2 separate regions of the Homo sapiens genome follow, and region 1 is linked to region 2. The links are chromatin contacts, found by Hi-C or POLR2A ChIA-PET in ENCODE. All regions are on one chromosome and are shown on one strand. Each heading gives the region's core, a stretch centred on a gene start or an enhancer-like site at or near the end of the contact. The rest is flanking DNA. Distances are from core to core; before and after follow the strand shown.

Region 1 (6,772 bases), core at 727-3,226, 140 kb after region 2:
GACAGGTAAGACTACTGATGGTCATAGAATTCAGAATTGTGGTTACCAGTGGAGTAGTTAATTATTGGGAAGGGACATGCATGAAGGAGGCTTCTGGGTTGCAGGCAATACTCTGTCTCGATCTGGATACTAACTTTGTAAAAAATTTATTAAGTCATATACTTAGGATTTGTGTATTTTACTGAACACTACAGTTTTAAGAAGGCTGAAAGTATGTACCAAAACGAAACACAAAAAAGAAAAAAGTAAAAGAAACAAAAGATTGACTGGATTGGGAGCCAGGAAAACTGAGTTCGGACCTCAGCTCCACCACTGAACATCTGTGATTTTAGGTAACTCATTGACCTCTTTGCCTTAGTGATTGTATCTCTAAAATGGAAATAATCCCTGCCTTCTGTATTTCAATCAGGTTAAACACTTTCATCCTTTTATACTGTATCTCATTACATCATAGAGATAAACCTTTGAAAACACATTGGAGGCTATTTAAAATATTGTGGATGTAAAATGACATTATTTTCCTGTTAATACTTTTATATTTGTTGTATTAGTATTCTGTTTAATAAAAAGGACCCCATATAAAAGTAGCAAAAGGGCCAAAGACTGATCAGCTGAACGACATTTGTTACACTTACTTTTTTTCTTTTTTCCAGACAGGGGCTTGCTCTTTTGTCCAGGGTGGAGTGCAGTGGCTCGATCTTGGATAGCTCAAGCTGTCCTCCCACCTCAGCCTCCTGAGTAGCTGGGACTACAGGTGTACACCACCATGCTCGGCTAATTTTTATATTTTTTCTTTGTAGAAATGGGGTTTTGCCATGTTACCCAGGCTGGTCTCCAACTTCTGAGTTCAAGTAATCTACCTGCCTTGGCTTCCCAAAGTGCTGGGATTACAGGTTTGAGCCACTGCGCCTGGCCTATACTAGCTTTTGAATTCCTGGAAAAAATATAAAATGACAGTATCAATTTATCTGACTTTTTCTCTTTTTTATATTAAGCCCTCCATCAAGTAGAAATTGAGCTCTTTCATGCAGGGTATGATGCTTCATGCTTGTAATTCCACCTCTTTGGGAGGCCTAGGCGAGGGGATCAATTGAGGCCTGGAGTTCAAGGCTGCAGTGAGGTGTGATCCCATCATTGCAGTTTTAGCCTGGGCAATAGAGTGAGACTGTTTCTGGGGTTGGGGAAAATTCGAGCTCTTTCAAAGTGTGCTGGGGTTTTTTGCTGAGGATATAATAGTGCACAATATCAATATGGTCCTTACAACTACAGAACTATAGAACTAAGATTCTAGAGGGAATGACAGGTGGAAAACCAGGAAACAGACAAATGAATAAACAACTGCTGGCTGTAATGAGAGCCATAAACGAAGCACTCAGGACTGAGACAAAATCACTATTGAGGGGAACTTGCTTTAAGTAGTGGTCAGCCTTAGAGCTTGTTTAAGGAGTTGACATTAAGCTGACACCTAAAACCTAAAGGAAGAAACAGAGGTAGTGAAACAAAGTCTGAGAAGGTAGCCTGGACAGTTTGCACTAAGCCTTGAGGTGGGATGTGGCCTGTTGGGGAACCTGGCAGAAGAGGTTAGTTAGCACAGAGGTAGAAGGGGAGTGGTAATTCGATTTTTACTCTAGGCTCAATGGAAAGCCGTTAAAGGCTTTTAAACTGGGAAATTATGTAACTGGATTTACATTGTAAGATTACACGCAAGTGTTAGGTAAGTAGATGAACCTGTGGGTCGGTCTGCAGCTAAGATAATGTGTTGGAGATATTTTGGTAATATCAGCATAAAGATAGCACAAAGGAAGAGGGAGGAGGAAAAGGATAGAGAGAAGACAACTGATGGCTGAGTGATAGGAAGCCTCAGCATTTAGAGGTCTGGTAGAGGAGGGGGAGCCAACCAAGCCAACTAGGAGAGAAGGATCACCGATGTCAGAAGAAAACCTGGAGAGTGTTGTCACAAAAGCCAAGAGAGGCTAGCATTTCAAGGAGGAAGTGGCCATGCGTGTGGAATGCTGCCAAGAGGGTAGAGTAAAATGAGGACAGAGAAGTAGCTATTGGATGTGGCTACATGAAAGTGGACTTTTTTGCCAAAGTGGTTTCAGTGGAATGGTAGAGGCAGAAAGCTGACTGAAGAGGGAAGTTGATTGAGGAGGGAATGGGAAGTGAGGAAGCAGAGACCGTGTATGTAGTTAATGATTCATTTCTCTGGGCAATCAGTTTAGATGTATACTTTGCTACCCCAGAGTATTCGAGGAGTCTTAAAAACCCATTCAGTAAGCCTAGGGGTTTGCATTATCCATAAATGGCTGTAGGAACTTAGTATTGGCCTTTGACTTCCAATAATTTTTCTTTGATTAGCATTTAATTGTTAATTTGAGAGATTCTGAATTTTGTAGGAGGCTTCCATGTATAGTAAAGCTGAGTATTCAATCTGTTAACTTCTAGAGAACTAGTATTATAAATAAATTGAAACTTGGATTATTTACCTTTTCAGGGAAGTAATTATAAGCCTTGAAAGTTATGCAAAAACTATTTCATCTTAAAACACTTAGAAATTCATTTTGGTTTTTGTGATTACAGTGTTCAGTAAGACAGACATCTAAATAGGGATTGCATTTGGCAGTTATGTACATGTTCTTGTTCTAAACTAAGCACTGTTTCTGTGGTTTACATTTTTCCTTTATAAATAGAATTTTAATCAGTGTAGGTTAGATTTTTTTTCCAGGCATGTTATAATTAGCACTGGCTACAACTTAATCCTAAAATGTGTATAATAAATCTAATAATATTTTATAAGCACTCCTGCCATTAAATGAAAGCAGATAGGAATTATTTGAATATTTTAAAAAATCTCTAGTATATATCTTTCCAAAACTGTGTGGAAAGAATGTATGGCTATTTAAAAGAAAAAAGTTAATACGTAACTTCCTTGGTCTTGTCACTGAGAATGATGTTACTTATATTTTGGAGCCACATGGTCTTATATGCCGTGACAGCTCATTCATATATTCTTTTGAATATGCTGTGTAGTAATGTAGTTACTGGAAGATAAAGCATTGCTGTAGGATCTACTTTCCAAATGTGATATGTCTGCCAATTTAGGCCCAGTGCTTTAGGAGGCTGAGGCAGGAGTATCGCTTGAGGCTAGTAGTTCGATTAAGAGCAGCCTGGTCAACATTGTGAAACCCTGTCCCTATTAAAAAAAAAAAAAGCAAAACCCAAACAAACCTAAGGACAAGCAGTTTGGATTACAGGAAATTGTTTAGTAGTATGGTTAAGAAGCACCCTCTCTGGAGTAAGATACACTTGGGGTCCAGTCTCAGCTTTTTAGAATCTTAGATCATCAAAAGCAAGGAAAGTCGGAGAAACTGTCATGGCCAAGAGGAGCCAAGGGAGACATGATGGCTAAATGTAATGTGGTATTCTAATGGAACCCTGGTGCAGAAGAACATGAGATAAAAACTAAGCAAATTTAAATAAATTTGGACTTTAGTTAATACAAATGTAATATTGCTTCATTAGTTGTGACAAATGTATCTACTAACATAAGACATTAATATTAGGGGAAACTGAGCATAGAGTGTATGGAAATTCTGTCCTATCATCACAATTTTAAAACTACTCTAGGCCAAGCACAGTGGCTCACACCTCTAATCCCAGCACTTCAGGAGGCTGAGGTTGGGGGGATCACTTGAGCCCAGGAGTTCGAGACCAGCTTAGGCAACATAGGGATACCCTGTCTCTATAAAAATAAAATAAATAAAATTAAAACTACTCCAAAGTAAAAAAGTTTATTAAGAAAAAGAATGTATTTTTATAACCATCTTTAGAAAATACAACCTGCCACGCTTAGTAACTCTGATTATATGATTCAACCTTAGTAGATCTCACTGTCTTTATCTTTAAAGTGAGGATATAATGTGTCTACCTCCATAGGGTTGTTCTGAGGATTTAATGAAGCACTGCAAGCAAAAGGGCCTGGCAAAGTGTCTGGCATAGTGAATGCTCAACAAATGCTACTAGTGATGATGAAAACTCATCTTTAATTTTTTTTTAATGTCTGCATAAGCAAACCCACATTCATACATTTTGGTTGAGCTATAAGAGATCTGGCATTGCAAACCAGACCCAGTTTAGGGCCTAGACCTACCATATCCATTTCCAGTTGTCTTAACTTGTATTTAAAACTAAAACTCCTACTGGATTTTAAAGGCAATTCTACTTTATTCTCAAGCCTTAAATTTTATGGGCAGCATAGTGAATGGGAACGAGTACTGAACAGGAATTAGGAGACCTGACTTTTAGGCCCCAGTTTGCCACTAAATAGTTCAGTGATTTGGGGCATTTTTTTTTACCTTTTAGAAACTTCATTTTCTTGTTAGTAAAATGAGAATGTTGAACTGGATCCTATTTATTTGTGAAATTGAGTTATATTGATATCTAAGTGAGAAATGTGCTTCAGAGCAGTCACCTTAGAGGTTTTGTCTTCCCAGGTGGCCTCCCAGGAAAATTAGTCTATTACCCATGTTTACATCTGATTTTGGACCAAATATAGATGGCCCTGCTTGCTGATCCATCATATTCTCTGTATTAGGCCCCATGAGACTCTTTAATTGCTTCAAAAACTCAAATTCGCTTTCAAAGTTTGGAGATTTGTTACCATTCATTGAGGATAATTAATAGAATGTGCTAAAGGTTCTGCAGGGATTTCCCATAAAGGAGTTCTAAAAATATTATAAGTATTGACAGCATTATGGGAATAAGTATTGTGGCCTTCCCAAATCAGTCATTTTGAAAGCCACAGGGCTCTTTTGGAAATAATTCTGGTATTATTATTATTTTTTAGTGTATTAACTCGTTGTACCATGTGATTCTAGTTTTGAGACTTTTAAATTTTGGGGGTTTTCTCAGTTTCATTATAACTTCCTGGCTTTGCGTTTAACCAATGTTATTTTATTGTAATTTTAAGATAATAGCACTAGAAAAGTACTGTGGGCAAGAGCTATGTTGTGCAGAATAAAATCTCTAATGCAGATCTAGTTTCTGTTTCTTTGTCCAGAGCTTAGAGGAAAGCTTGGCCACACATTCTATAAATGTTAGCCATCAAATTTTAATATGACTAGAACTATTATGATCAGTGTTTAACTGTATGTACATTTGAGAGTGTAACATTCAGTAACATTTGACAGTTTTAAAAAAGTGATTTCATTTTAAAATAAGTTGAACTATTTATCAAATATTTCATTTTCCATATGTGTTTTAAATTGAATTTCAGTGACCTAAAATTCTGTTTGTAGAAATAACTTTGCACATCTTTTACTATGGTATGATATGTTATGGTATGCTATGGTATGGTATGGTATGGTATGGTATATGTGTGTTAAATTTTTTAAAAACAGTAACTCACTTAAGCAGAAGGTTTATTAAACCCTGACTAATTAAATTATCCAAACATTAACAGACTGCTATATGGTACTAATACTGGTTTTTGTAATATTGTTAAGTCACTTAGTGTGATCTTTCACCAGTGAATAATTGCATATTTTCCATGGAAAGCATTGTGATAAGAGATATATACTACTATTAGAAACCATTAACTTTAGGAATTATCAGCAGATGTTTTCCATGCATGGTTGGCTTCATTTGGTTTGGTCCCCGCTTAGCTGAATAGTTTTAAGCTGACTAGAAAGATATATAGCTAACGTTTACATGACGTATTTGGAACTTAATGAAGCACTACACTAGGCTTCCAGTTAATGGAATTTGTACCGTTTTAATTTTTTGGACAGCTTTTTTCTCTATTTTTAAGGCAGTATCGTGCAATGTCATCTTTTTCAATACTTGCCATTAGTGGTGTGTAAGGAAGAAAGGTTGAACAAGTGATTTTTTTTATAGAACTATGATTTTATTAGAGGTTAGGAATTAACTTTGTCTTAAATTCACGTTTCCATTGTCATAAATAGTTGCTCTTAAGTGTTCTTTTTGTTTAAGATTTAAATTTAACACTTTTATTCCAAATAAAATTTATTTTTATCTCATAGTTGAATGATGACATTTGAATTTCTCTAGCAAAAAGAGCACTTTACTTTCTTCATTGCTGTATTTAATGGTAACTAAACATTTTCCTCTGTAACCTATAGTAAATAGGAAAATAGTAGATTATGCCATTTTTAGGTGAAAAGGAGTTCCTTTAGGAATGGAACTTTGAATTAATGCTATAGGAACATTTGGATTAATGCTATAGCAGATTGTTTTTTAGCATGCTAATTTACTGCTTTCTTAAACTCCCTTTTGGGCTTCGTATTTGTCATATATGTTATATGTTTATAGAATAGTTTGAAATTGGGCTCAGAAGAGTCAGATGCCTTTCTACTTCAGCATATATTTTGAGTATAGTTTATATATGTGGTCTGGTAAGCCTTTCTGCTCACTCCCTGATAACTCTTGTTTTGTATATTTAAACCCTTATGGCTTTTAGGACTAAATATTTTCTAATTTCCAAAGCAATACAGGCTTGTTAGAAAATATTAAACCACTAAAAATACATGATAAACTGGAAAGTGACAGTAAGTCCTCATTGCCTATGGGATAAAGACTGACTTTGTTATAGTCAGGAAAGAGCATTATCTTAGAAAGAACTTTGGACAGCCTTAACTGACCTGTTAAAAAAATTTAACATAAAAATTAAAGCATTAAATTTTTATATTATGTTATCACATTATGTGTAAGTTACAGAAGTTGAATTATAACATTTAGCATTATTAACAAGATA
Region 2 (7,398 bases), core at 4,181-6,680:
CATGTGTGCATGTTTGTGAATGTGTGTGTATCCATGTGTGCATGCATGTCCCCATGGGCCTGTCACAGCATTCCTGAGGTGACAGACTTCAGGACAGATTTCAGGGCCACTTCACCCACAGTGGCCACTGAGCACCATATCTCTTTGGTTTTAAGGAACAAACATAAACTTTGGGTCCTCCCAGACCATAATGACTTTATTCTTACTTCCTGGCCTCATTCAGGAATACCTTGGAGAACTGGGTCATCTATTCAACTGGTCAGGAGAACCACCATGATCAGGTACCACACAAGGGCACTAAGATGTTGACATTTATTAAGATCATGCTCTGTGCCAGGCCCTTTCACTCTTCACGGTAATCTTATGAGGTGATCTCATTGAAGAATGGAAATTCTTCCCCAGGAATTTCAGGGGTAGGTATCCTATTTTTATCATTCCAGGGGAGAAAATGGAGGCACAGAAATTTAATAACTTGCCCACATGTACTCATCTTGTGACAGAGTTGGAATTTGGACTCAGGCAGTCTGGCTCCAAAGTCCAGAGTTCATGGTCTCAACCCCCAATCTCTACTGCATGGCTTTGACCCTCTGAGCACTTGCGAGGTGAGAGGCTGGGGGTGAACAATTCACTAGGCTAACTCAAAGAGCCTTGACCTTGGGCAAACAATGTAGCAGAGGATCTCACAGGAAAACAACCAGGTTCACATCCTGGTCTGTTCTCTTTGCAGCTCCTACAGAGGATGCTGTCATTGTTCCTATTACAGTTTCTTCTAGACTCCGGCCCTCATTTAGGGTTTTACATTGGCCATTTCCTGCTGGAGGAGGAGGGGGAGTTTATTACAATCAACTCCACTGCAAAGCGGACTCTCCCCACCCACAGATTTCATAGCAAGAACCCCAGCCCTTCTTTGTCTGTGTCTGAGTTAATCTGGGAGGAGGGAAAGACCCAGGCCCTGCTCTGGCTGTGCGTTCAGCTCAGGCACTTGCTTTATGTTGTTTTCTAGAACTGACAGTGACAAGTGTGGAGACACCTATCCACTGAATCCCATGTGGTAAAGAAAGGGGCATGATGGGTAGGGAGTACAGCACAGACTCATCCTGTCTGCCACTGGGACCTGAGCTTAGCAAAGAGGTAGATCATGAGATAGGGGTGCCAGGAACTAGCCCCCAAAAGCGGAGCCTTACATAGAAGTGAGTCTTCTCTGTGAGGAGGAATTTCCTGTCTTCAGTGAGATCACTAGCACAATCACCAAGAAAAATTGCTTCCGTGGCCTTTGGGTCCTGCTGGCTTTTGCTTCCTAACCACCTTCCAGAAGCCCCCCGAGACTTTGGAGCAACTGACCTGCTTACTGGCTTTTCGTCCTACCCAGATGCCCCACTCCAACTATATTAGCGAGGGTCTGGGTTGCAAGCAATAGAAACTGGCTCTAGTTAACTTAATCAGGAAAATAATTTATTGGAAAGGTCCTGGGCCACCCACAGGATAAACAGGAAGGCCGAAGAAAAAAGTACATGTAGAAGCTAAGGGTGGCAAAGGCCTAGGCGAGTCCTCATCACAGGAATTCAGCGTGGGAGGCTGCTACAGCCATCACTGCCCTACTGGACCCCATCACCTCTGGACACACTTACCCTGCCCCAAAACCCCAACTTCAGCACCACCGCCACCAACAATAACCTTGGATAGAGCCAAGAGTCTTTGTGTGGCCTCTCTAGAACAAAGTCCCAGGCAGGCACCCACAGTTGGCTGTGCCTAAGTCCCTGCTAATGTTCTAGCCTGCCAGGCTGAGCAAAGGGGTGATCTATCCCCCACCTTTGGAATGACCTTGCTGCTCATCTTTTCCGTTGTTTCCTCCCAGATAGAAAGGGCTTGGGGAGGCAGAGGATCTAAAAAGAACTTACCTTACCGCAGATTCTTCTGAAGGAGAGATTAATTAGCTATGTTGGATGGAGAAAGGCAGCCCAAGTCTCTCCTTCAGCTTCTCTGTTACATAAATGGCTGTATTTCCATTTTAGCTAAACTAATTTAAGTATGGTCTTTGTCACTTGTAGCCCAAAGAATCCTGACCCTTACCACCATCTGCCTACCTAAGGTTCTCAACCAAGGATAGCATAGCCCCCAGGGGATCTTTGGAAACATGCAAAGTATTTGTTTGCCTTTCAATGATTGCTGTTGAAAGGTACTAATACCTGAGAGGTATAGCACCGTCAAACACAGCAAAGATAGCCCTTGCCAAATGCCAGTAGTGCTGCTGATGGGAAGCCTTGCACCTACATCAACAATGACAGACATCATGGTCAGCATCTCCAGTCTCCCCACTGGAACTGGACATGGCTTCATCGCTGTCAACATGGTGCAGAGTCATGACAAATTCATCACAGTTGGGAAAACCACGCATTTGCCATCCCTGATTATATACCAACTCCCTGTCCCCACTCCCTTTTTAAAAAGCTATGGAAACTGAGACTTGGAGAGAATGCATCATTTACGCAAGGTCACACAGCTTATTTGGTGGCAGGTGGCAGTCTAGAGTCAGTCTATGGCCTCAGATGAAGGCTCTTTCCACAACACTCTGCTGCCATTGTGTTTTTCACAGAGGCAGGCTTGGAAAGTCTGGACTCGCTTTGGAATGCTCAGGTTTCCAGGGACCTCCCTGAGAGCTCCCAGGTGACTGGCTTCAAGGCTCAAGGCAGGACCCTGGGTCCCACAGTGCCACCTGCAGATGTTGGTGATAAGAGAAAGAGAGGCTCTCTGTGGAAGGGGCTGAACTTTGTGGGCAGACTTGGCACCAAGCAAAAGGAATAAACAGAGAGCTGAAGTTTCACCCAGGGGAGGATGAGGGCTCCATACAGATTTGCAGAGACTTGGCGCAGTTGCTTTAGCCAGATAATCACACAGGAGCTAATTAGCCCCTTCCTTCCCAGCTCAGCCCTCTGGGGCAGCAGGATGCTCAGTGGAGAAGAGAAACCCATTAATTACTTTATCAGGAAGTGCTGATAAGAACCCAAAAAAGGTATTGCTCTAAGGCTCTGAGCTAATTAAAGAAGGCTGCAGGGTGAAGGGATGTGTCTCACCCAGGGAAAGCAGAGCACACACTTTGATCTTGAGCCCCATAGCCCCAGACTGAGCGCAAGAAAGGGCTTCTGGGCCCCCAGGGAAACTTCACCCTTGCAGGTTCAGCAACCCCAAGACTGGGATCATTATGAATGAGGAGTCTGCTGGCAGTCAGGCCAGCTCAGCCTGGGGATGAGGGGTTCTGAAGGAGGCAGTCGGGGTCTCTCCCCCAAGATGCCACACAAATAGCATCACTGGAATGTGATGTAAGGGTGTGCATCTTCTGACTAGTATTATTATCATACCCATTTTTTCAGGGAGGAAAACAGGGCTCAAATAACATACAGTGTCCAGTCAGGGATCATTCAAGTAGGAAGAGGCAGAAACACAACTTGAACCCAGATCTCCAACTGGAAATCCATGTTATTAGCATCACGCTGTGATAGTATTCTGCAGGGTCTGAAGGTGTCGCTTCCAGCCAGGCAGGCCTGGGTTCCAGTCCTGGGATCCTTCTTTTCTTAGCTCCTAAAGCTAATTCCTTCCTTTCTCAGAATGCTTGTTTCCTCATCACGGCAGCAAGGCTAATCACACCCACTCAAATGGTTATCAGGAGGAGTATATGAGGCAAGATGACATGTGCCAACCACCTAGGACAGAACCTGGCAGCCATTAGTTTCAGTCTCCAGTGCACAATTTGCAAACTGGTTTTTAACTGCAAAAATTTTAGTTCAAATATAATCTTACAAAGATACCCAATATGCAAAGAGCTAAAACTGAAACTTCTCTGAAGGAAGGGTGATGGGTGGCTCAGCACCCCACCCACTCTGGCCCCTCTCCCACCAGCAGAGGCTCTGTTGAACACTCAGAATTTCTCAGAGCACAGTCAGGCAACCTGGATCTGGGGGAAGAAGAATGCTCTGAGATCTCAAAGGACTCTGAACACATGCCCCAGATTAAGACAAATGATATCCTTTTGTTGCACAGAGGACATTAACGATATCCTTTTGTTGCCAGAGTGGGTGGGGAGCTGAACCACCCAACAATGATAACATTGTTTCGCTGGATATTTATCAAATGGCCTAGAGAGGGTGGAATGCCTTTGGTAAGCAGGTATCCAAAGACAATAGCATAGGTCATACTGAAACCTATGTCCCAGGATGTAAGATGTTATGAGTATAAACCCTGATTCCTCTGAAGACATTGGAGAGATGCAACCGTCATCCTTGTAGTACCCGAAACATGGTATTCTGGGAGGTTGGGATTGAGGGGATGGAAAAGGGCCATTTGTCGTGGACTCTTCCTTTGATGAACTCATTTGGAATTACTATAGAAGACACCATACCCCATGGATACACGGTTTCCTGCTCCGGCCCCTCCTCTGCTAGCTTGGCTACTCAAAATCCAACTAATATTGACTGAATGTCTGCATGCCTGCTATGTATCTGGAACTCCTGAGGCACACTCGGGTCTTACTTCATTGAATCTTCAAAACTGTCCAGCAATTCAGAGACTCTTACCACAGTTTACGGTTGTGAAACTGAGGCTCAAAGCAGTTTGGGACATTAGTCCTGGACTTGCAGCTATTGAGAGGACAGGGTTCAAACCTAGCTTCACCCAAGGCCAAGTCCAGTGCTCTTCCAAGCCCCCTCCATGAAGCTTTCCAGAGAAATCCTAGCTGTGCCCAGCCATTCTAGATACTGTCCGGGAGGACACCTTAGAAGCTTAGGACAGCCTGGGTGATTCAGCCTAGAAGAACACACTAGGAGAATGGTGAGAGACCTGTGTTCTTGTCCGTTCTAATTTTAACCCGGTAGGTCCCTTCTCTAGATGTAGTTTTCTCATCTGTAAAGCTGAGAGAGTGGCTTTCTAAACCACTTCCTGTTCTGCATCTCCTCCCCATGACTGCCTGTGTACATCTGAAAGCAATGGTTCTGGGGCCTGAGTCTCAGTCTGATGTGTTTACATGTCCCTGGTTTCTTTCGGCCTGTTCCCCAAGAACGGTCTCCAGGCCCGCGCCCTCAGTGCCCCTGAGCTGCAGCTGCTTGCCTGGCCTCCCAGCCCCAACTGCACCTGTCCAGCCCGTGCTCTGGGGAAGTTAGCAAGGAATCAGGACCCTGGAAGGTGGCACAGGCTCAAGGTGGCTGCAGAGGAGGCAACTACAAGTGCTGCTGAGGGACCTCCTCCCGGCAGCCCTCCAGAATTACTGCTCCCCAAAGTAACTCTCAGGTTGTTTTAATGAAAGATAAATGCATGCTACCCTGTGCTCAGTTTTTATTTTCTAGAATGTGTGGAACAGTGAGGGAATTGTAACATCTTTTTTGTTTTGTTTTGTTTTTGAGTCAGAGTCTCACTCTGTCACCCATGCTGGAGAGTGCAGTGGTGCGATCTTGCCTCACCGCGACTTCCGGCTCCCGGTTCAAGTGATTCTCCTGTCTTAGTCTTCCGAGTAGCTGGGATTACAGGCAGGCACCACCACGCCCAGCTAATTTTTGTATTTTTAGTAGAGACAGGGTTTCACCAAGTTGGCCAGGCTGGTCTCAAACTCTTGACTTCAGGTGATTCATCCACCTCGGCCTCCCAAAATTCTGGGATTACAGGCGTCAGCCACCACACCCGGCCTGTAACATCATTTTTTAAAAATCAAACACACAGTGAGGTGGTGTCACAACTCCTCAGATGGCTGAGAATTGTTAGGAAATGCAACCCTGTGGCTCAGACTCCACACTCAACTGCTCTCTGGAAGCATCACCTGTGCCCAACCTCACCTCAGTAGCGGAGAATTGCTGGATCAGTATACAGACTAGCGGAGTGGTTGGGAGAGTAGGAGCCGCTCTGAAGGGATCAAGCCTCAACTGGATGCAGGAATTCCGGTGGTTTATTAGCAAGAGAAGGCACTTGGAGGTGCAAGGAGTGCAATACTGAACAAAACAGCCACAGTCCTTACCCTCGTGGAGCTTAGAGTTGTCAGGGAAGGATATGGACAGTAAACAGGTAAAGTAATAAATATATATGTAATCTAAAATTGAGAAAATGCTACAAAGGTCAGAAGCAGAGTGTGTGATGGAGAATAAGGGTGTTTTTGGGTTGGAGAGAGGGACTTCCACTGAAGCAATGTTGTCAAGGATGATCCATTTGAAGGGGTAACATGTAAGCTGAGAGCTGAAAGTCAAGGAATCAACTGGGCTACAAACTGGAAAAAGAGCCAGAGGCAAGGCCAAAGGCCCCAAAAGAGGGTTCAGCAAACATTCGGTGCAGGGCCAGATAGTAAATACCTTTGGCTTCATGGTCCATCAATCTCTGTCATGCCTGTGTTCCAATAAAACTTTATTTATAAAACAGAAGCAGGAAGTATTCTGCCAATTCCTGCCCTGAAACAATAAAGCATGCATTGTGTGTTAGGAAAGAATGAGGCTGGCTAGCCGGGCCAGGGAGGAAGGGGAGGGTTTCAAGGTGAGGTGGAAAAGACAGGAGTGAGGTCATGGAAGGCTTTGTAGAACATGGAAAAGACTTCGGATTTATTGTAAAAAGCCACTGCAGGGTTTTAAAGCAGCCAAGAGACATGACTTGATTTATACTGTGAAAGATTACTCTGGTTACTGTGTAAAGAAAGAACTGGAGAGAGGAAAGGGAGGAGGCAGGAAGACCCTCTTGGAATCTACTGTAATAGCCATGGGAGAGATGCTGGTGACCCGCTATCTGGTGGAGATAGAGAAAGGCAGATGGCTTGAAGATCCAATTTGGAGATTACATCCATAGGACTTGCTGATGATCACATGTGGCAGAGGAAGAGCCAGTCCTCAAATATGGCCTTCAGGATTCTGGCTTAAGCAAGTGGGTGAATTTACTGAACTGTAGAAGATAGGAAACAGAGGGGCTAGGTCAGGGGATAGACTCAAATACGGAAACCAGAACTTCAGTTTCAGAAACACTAAAGTTGAGATGCTTGTGAGACATGTAAGTGTCGAGGTCCAGTAAGCAAATCTGATCAGGATCTGAGAGGCAGGGCATATGGGGCTTATAGGACACGCCTCCTTCCTCAGCTTGGCCCCATTTTCCCCTAGGCTCAGTTGTTGCCCTGATTCCTAGCTGGAGCAGCCCCACCGTGGTATGATGACCTCCCGGTGGTTATGAACCTCGCTGCCACTGCTATGGCCTCACCTTTCATTGCTGACTGAGCCCCACAGATGAGGGCCAGGCTTCATCAAGCCTTCCATGGCGCCTTCCCTGTCAGGGGCCTCAGTGGCTCCAGAGCCCATGTCCAACCATCTGAACTTAGGCATCTCTGACTTCTCTGGTGGCTTTCCAAAAGGGCCTAGTGACATAAGCAGAAAGTGCAAAGGACTTAAC

Evidence for each region. Hi-C counts contacts between places; a loop is a spot of excess contacts on that map. ChIA-PET counts read pairs that join two places held with the same protein, here RNA polymerase II (POLR2A). Pooled maps may share reads with other maps.
Region 1: a loop to region 2 is called in a map of CD4-positive, alpha-beta memory T cell, with 2.6 times the contacts of the local background. The contact joins two enhancer-like sites. A Hi-C loop is called at or near these places in 4 of 168 maps with a recorded cell type or tissue (CD4-positive, alpha-beta memory T cell, CD8-positive, alpha-beta T cell and naive thymus-derived CD4-positive, alpha-beta T cell), 7 of 37 single-sample maps with no recorded cell type and 7 of 50 pooled maps. POLR2A ChIA-PET finds 5 or more read pairs at or near these places in 6 of 52 experiments (CD4-positive, alpha-beta memory T cell, CD8-positive, alpha-beta T cell, GM12878 and 3 more).

Annotation. Positions count from the first base shown.
Region 1 is chr2:30,479,580-30,486,351 of GRCh38, forward strand. All of the region lies in intron 1 of LCLAT1 (lysocardiolipin acyltransferase 1), which reads left to right. Among named protein-coding and RNA genes, the nearest start is that of LCLAT1, 36 kb to the left of the region's middle. Within about 2 kb of position 1,977, at least 8 of the 41 ENCODE cell types and tissues checked have a DNase peak (open chromatin) inside an H3K27ac peak, as active enhancers do.
Region 2 is chr2:30,332,306-30,339,703 of GRCh38, forward strand. No RefSeq gene overlaps it. Among named protein-coding and RNA genes, the nearest start is that of LINC01936, 11 kb to the right of the region's middle. RefSeq lists enhancers at 3,685-3,734, 3,755-3,854, 3,945-4,004, 4,945-5,134, 5,515-5,754 and 1 more. Within about 2 kb of position 5,431, at least 9 of the 41 ENCODE cell types and tissues checked have a DNase peak (open chromatin) inside an H3K27ac peak, as active enhancers do.